Linked DNA regions of Homo sapiens: region 1 is linked to region 2. A link is a loop called in an ENCODE intact Hi-C map of the cell type or tissue named here. Cell type or tissue: GM12878. All regions are shown on one strand. Links, peaks and the distances in the headings refer to the core of each region. The heading gives the core; the rest is flanking DNA.

Region 1 (2,922 bases), core at 202-2,701, 550 kb after region 2:
CAGTGGGGGCTCATTGGCAGTCTTGATTTGGTCAGTTGATGGAAGAAATAGAAATCTGTTTGGAATCAGTGATGAAATTGGGAAGCGAGAAAGTAGAGACAGTGGAAACAGCCTTTACTTGAGGTTACGCTGTGAAGGGGGCATTGCATGGTAGTTAGGACACTTGTACATTAAATATTGTTAAGGTGGAAGGTGTATCATACATTTGTATTTTAAAGGGAGAGTTCTGGTACTGCGGGAGGCTATCATCTTATACCAGTCAGAATGGCTATTACTAAAAAGGCAGGAAAAAAATAACAGATGTTGGTGAGAATGCAGAGAAAAGAGAGTGTTTGTACACTGTTGGTGGGAATATAAATTAGTACAACCTTTATGGAGAACAGCATGGAGACTTCTCAAAGAACTAAAACTAGGAGGACCACAGGATCTGGCAATCTGGATATCTGGATACCCAAAAGAAAAGAAATCATTCTATTAAAAGGATACCTGCATTCATCTGTTTATTGCAGCACTAGTCACTATGGGAAAACTACGGAATCAACCCATGTTCATCAATGGATGAATGAATAAAGAAAATGTAGCATATATACACAGTAGAATACTATTCAGCCATAAAAAATGAAATCAAGTCTTTTGCCTCAATATGGATGGAATGGAAGACTATTATTTTAAGTAAAACAACTCAGACACAGAAAGACAAATACCGCATGTTCTCACTTACATGTCGGAGCAAAATAACATACACATGGACATAGAGTGGGAATGGTAGATGATGAAGACTCAAAGCACTTTCAGGGTGGACATGGGTAGATAATGAGAAATTACTTAATGAGTGCAATATACATTATTTGGATCATGGATGCCCTAAAATCCCCAACTTCACCACTATCAATACAGACATGTGACAAAATTACACTTAGACCCCATACATTTATACAAATACAATTTAAATTAAAAATGCAGATGAGATAGGAGATGAGATAACTCCTGAGAGTAACCAAGTAAAGCATTCGCAAAGGTGAGTGAGGATAGGCACAGAGCACTAAGTGAAGGGTGGGTTTTGATTCCCTCTGGGGCACTTGATGTGTCTGAAGAGGAAAGGCAGAGGACAGACAAAGATATGCAGAGGCTGGTGAACTTGGTGGTGTCAAAATGAGGAAACTCCTCTTATGGCTTCCATTTTCTCAATATAACAATAAAATGATCTAAACATAGAATATGCTATACTATAAGTATAGACAGATTTAGGGGAACAATCCATTAAAAATGTAAAGGGGTGCGGGGAACAGATCCGTAGCTTACAGTGGTGAACCATCAGCTATCCAGACCCATCCATGTCCTCGGGTTTCTTTGTAACTGAGGTCTTGAGCAACCATGTCTTATTAGATATCAGCACCTACTGATAAAATGTGGGTATTGCAGTCCAGGGCTGCTGAATGTGAATGGTTCGAAGCTTCCCATTTCACAGAGAATAACATCCAAACTCTATCTCAAGGCCCCATATCTGAACCCAGCCTCTGCTCCTGCCTCAGCTTTTCTGGAAGGTTTTAGAAATACATTTTAGCACTGGAGTAGCTGAAAGGAGACCCTTAAAATGAGAAAGATGGCAAAGAAAAAGTGATTCGTTATTAAGAAAGTGCCCTTTTAGCTGATTTCTTAGAAAGATGTATTCTTTGAAAATGAAGTTTATGTTTTATAATTAAAGTCTGTGAGATAGTAGAACTTTTGATCCATTAATCATTCCGACCTTCCTGCTTTTGACTTCTGCTCAGCTGGCCTTTGTTACTCAACATACCAATATATCCAATTCCTCCCTTCTCAGAGATGCTTTCGAAGTCTGGTTTGTGGATTTCTCTTCCTTAGGCAGCCTCTTAGATACTTGTAGTTGCCCAGGCCTTGATGTTTAGCATTTTTCTCTCCACGCTGGGTACTTTCCCTCTTTCCCCGGGCAATCTCATTCACCCCAAAGACGTGAACTATCATGTATGTCCTCTGGTAACCCAGAGATCCGTATTTAGTCCCATCTCCTCATTGAAGACTGGGAATGGGTGGTCCATTCCTTACGGATTTCTCTTATCAATGCTCCACCTTATGTCTTACATTTAATTCAAAGCAAACTGGATTTGTCACTCCCCTCACTTTCAAAATCTGCCCTACCTCTGGTCTGAAGGTTGGTCAATTCAATCTTCTTTCTTACAGTGGCCCAGGTGAGAAACCAAGGAATTATGTTTCCGTCACTACCTCTGGTATCCTTAGTCCTTGGTGTCTCTCAAACATGTTCCCGCCTTCCTTCCTCTTTTCTCTTTTTTGCTGGACTTTTCCAAGAGCAACACCATGTGTTTCTTCTGTATCTAGTCCCTGTTCCTTCACATTATTTTCTTCTTACCTACTTCTCTCGTCCCATTTCTTGTTCCTCCTCTAAAAGCATAGTTGTAGCTTAACCAAACTGCTTATCTCTCTATGAATACATTAATCTTTCATCTCCGTGGCTGGCACATGACTGAAGTACTCTTTATATCTAATTAACTCATTAATTAACTGATCCATCTATTCATTAACTATCCAACTGTTAACTTTGTCTTATTTTAAATTTTGATTCATTTATTTCTTAGCACAAAGCCATTGTTGTAGTCACTGAAGAAGGGGAGCCAGGAGGACCCTCGCTTTTCCTTTAAGATCCGACTCAGAATGGGATTCTCTGCGATGCCTCCACGACCCCTCATCTGACCTAGGCTGGGTTGGGCATTCCTCCTCTCTGTCCTCACATCACTGTTACACACCTTCATCAGAGTACCTGGCACACAGTGTGTCATTATCGGTCAGCTTATCTGAGACATCTGGGAACTGAGATTCAGGGGTCTGTTCTTCATGTCTCTGTCCCAGCCAGACACATGGTTGTGGCTTATTAATACTCAATTCACC
Region 2 (2,922 bases), core at 121-2,620:
CTACAGAATTCTGGGTTGGCGATTATTTTCTTTCAGCATGGGTGAGCTGTCGTCTCATTGTCTCCTGGTTTTCTTCATTTCTGTTTGGAATCGGTTCTCAATCAATTGCTGCTTCTTTGAAAGTAATCTTTTTTCTCTAACTACTCTTGCCTTTTCATTTTTTTTTTACTATGATGTCCCCAGATGTAGATTTTTTAAAATTTATCTTGCTTCAGGGCCATCAGACTTTTTGAATATATAGGCTTTCAACTCTCAGATATTGCTTCTAAAGCATTTTCTTTCTCATTTCTTAAAAGCTTGTTAGAACTTCCCACTATTACATCTATTACTCTTTTCATCTCTTCTGTGTTTTTCATCCTTTTATTTTTCCAGGTATTTTTTAGTATTTTCTTGCAATTTATAATTCTTTTTGGCTAAATGACAGTAACTATGAAACTCATTCTTAATTACGAAACCGAGTTTCTTAATTAAGAAACTGAGTTCCTAATTTTGTTTTGCTTTTGTATTTTTCAGTTCTAAAATTTCTTTTTGGCTCTTTCTAAATTGGCTTTGTCTTTTTTAAGTTTCTGATTTTCTGCCCAAATGCTCAACTATATCTTTATCTTCCTGAATGGAGTAAATATAGGTATTTTAAAGTATTTTGCTTCTGCCAGGCAGAACTAGCTGAGTGGGTTTCAGCCTTGGCTACCCATTAGAATAATCTGGGTAGATATAAAATATCTCAATGCCCAGGCGAAAATCCAGACCAATTAAATCAGAATATCTGGAATTCTGGGAATCTGTGGGCTCAAGTAGCGATATTTTTAAGGTTCTCCAGATGATTCCAATGAACATATACCATTGAGAATAATCACCTTGATCCAAGTTCAGGACTTAATATTATCTATAATGTGATATCCCTCTGGGGCCAGTCTAAGTTTACTTTCAATTTATTCCTATTTGTTGGGTGTGGACTTTGCAGCCTCAACCCAAAATATAGGTTTTCCATGCTGTTCCCACTCTTGGCAGGCTCTGGCCTCCACTCTTGTACCCATAGCCCTGGGAGGCTGTAAAAAAAAATTCTGTCTCTCAGCTACCTCTTTACGCACTGGCAAATGCCCTGAAAGGCAAAGCTGTCTCAAATGTTAGGCTTAAGTCTCTGAATTTATGTCTTTTACGCGAACTCTTCACCACCCTGTTAGCTCTCTGATCCTTCAGGAAGGTATCTTTCAAGCAGATATTTTTCATACATTGTCCAGTTCTCACTTTCACCAGAAGGCCTGGTCCAAACTGCTTAGTTTACCATTTTATTACTGGAGGCTCAAGTACCTGGAACTTGATGTTGTGTAGTTTACTTTGGTTTGGAGGTATGTTAGCAAAGTGGATATTTGTCACGATTTCCTGGCATCATTGGAAAGCTTTCCTATGTTTATGGAATTTCCCACATTTTCAGTCCTGCTCTCCAGGTAAGAAATCAGAACTACTTGATCAGGCTTCCATACAGCCAGGCACGGCCTTGTAACTTAAACTTTGCTGATCAGGTCGCCCTGGCTTTTGGACTCAGTTATCTTTGGTAGAAACGGTAACGACGGCTTTTGCCTTTGGGGGGCAGCAGTGGCGAACCTTCATGCATCCGAACCTGTTTCTTTGGTGTGAGCTATTTTAGTTTCGGGTCCTCGGGGTGGGGGCGGACGTGTTGTGAGGAGCAGGGATACGTGTTAGTGCCTGCGCGAGGTCAGGTAGTCAAGGGTCCACAAAAAGCTGAGAGAGGCATCAGGCCGCGATGCAAGTCTGACGCCGAGTAAATAGGAGAGGCAGAGAGGCTGGGTGGAAGCGCCCTGGACCACCACGCAGTCCAACTTGGCAAAGCCGGCCGGGGAGTCCTGGAGCCTGAGACAGCAGTCCGCGAAATTGCCCGCCTCCCGAAACAGATCTGCTCCAGCATCCCTTCGCTTCCATCACGGGCTGGGAGCCGCCCACGGGAGGTGCGGCCTCGCTGCAAGGCAGAGGAAGATTTCAAAGCCCAGCGGCTGGCACATGTAGGATGCTTATGCAATCTCTAGAGTCTTGGAAAATTAAATTTTAAAATATTCTCTAAACGATAGGCTGCAGCAATAGTTGCAAGGAAGGCGATTCATAGAAAGCTATTGCCTTCCACAGCACCTGTGCCTTGGATTGCAGCCTCAAATGGGGCAGGTGACAGGAAAAACATCTGACTCAGCACTTCCTGCTTTGAACAATGCTGGGTGAGAGAAGTTGCTGTGCGTCCAGCCTATTATTAATACTTTACCCTCCATAAGATGACCAACGCCTAGGCCTACTGACCTTGTTTTTGCCTCTCCTCCTCCTCCTCATTTTTTTTTGTTTTATTATTATATATTATTACAGATTATCCATGTTTCTCTACTTATACTCTCTACTTGTTTCCAATATCCAATGAACTGTCACACAAACTGTCTTAGCATTAAAAATTCCCCCCAGTGATAATGTCATTAAATCAAAGGAGGAAAAAATGTAAGCACTTATAATATGTACAACATTTGGCTTGAAGACAAACAGTAAATGACTGTATTGAGTTAAAGTGATTTCAGGGGTTATATAAAATAGTGGGTTTCAAACTGGTACATGGATAGTTTCGATGAAATCAATTTCCAGATGCCTGAAGTCAACCACTTTTTTCTAAGCTTATCTGCCTGGCAGCGTGCCTGTGGCGGAAAGACATGATTCTCTTTTGCACCTATTTCAGTGCTGGGTCTCCCACCTTTTAGGGAAAAGGAACACATCCCGAATCTTACTATTATGCACCACCTGCAGGTGTAATAGCCTCTGGGGCATCAAATAACGGGACAATTTGAAATACTATCACTAAAACTTTATTTAATATCAAAGTTCAATAACCAATCCTATCCATCTTTTTTTAAAATCAAGAACAATTTTTGTTAA

What was found. A loop is a pair of places that touch in the nucleus more often than their neighbours do. Peaks named below come from ENCODE experiments on the same cell type or tissue, not always from the same donor. Only the 100,000 strongest peaks of a DNase experiment are listed, where the experiment ranks them.
Region 1: a loop joins it to region 2, with 3 times the contacts of the local background. A loop is called at or near these places in 2 of 110 quality-filtered maps.

Annotation. Positions count from the first base shown.
Region 1 is chr13:103,139,073-103,141,994 of GRCh38, forward strand. No RefSeq gene overlaps it. Among named protein-coding and RNA genes, the nearest start is that of SLC10A2, 74 kb to the left of the region's middle. In GM12878, for the core only: a CTCF peak has its summit at 1,387; a DNase peak (open chromatin) is centred at 1,379.
Region 2 is chr13:102,590,501-102,593,422 of GRCh38, forward strand. LOC107984588 (a long non-coding RNA gene) reads right to left here. Exons shown (of 2, transcript XR_001749984.3): 2 at 2,837-2,922. Among named protein-coding and RNA genes, the nearest start is that of TPP2, 5.0 kb to the right of the region's middle. RefSeq lists enhancers at 1,399-1,948, 1,489-1,708, 1,739-2,068, 1,949-2,496 and a silencer at 1,538-1,713. In GM12878, for the core only: a CTCF peak has its summit at 1,577; DNase peaks (open chromatin) are centred at 1,581 and 2,158; H3K4me3 peaks cover 1,016 bases; H3K27ac peaks cover 1,214 bases.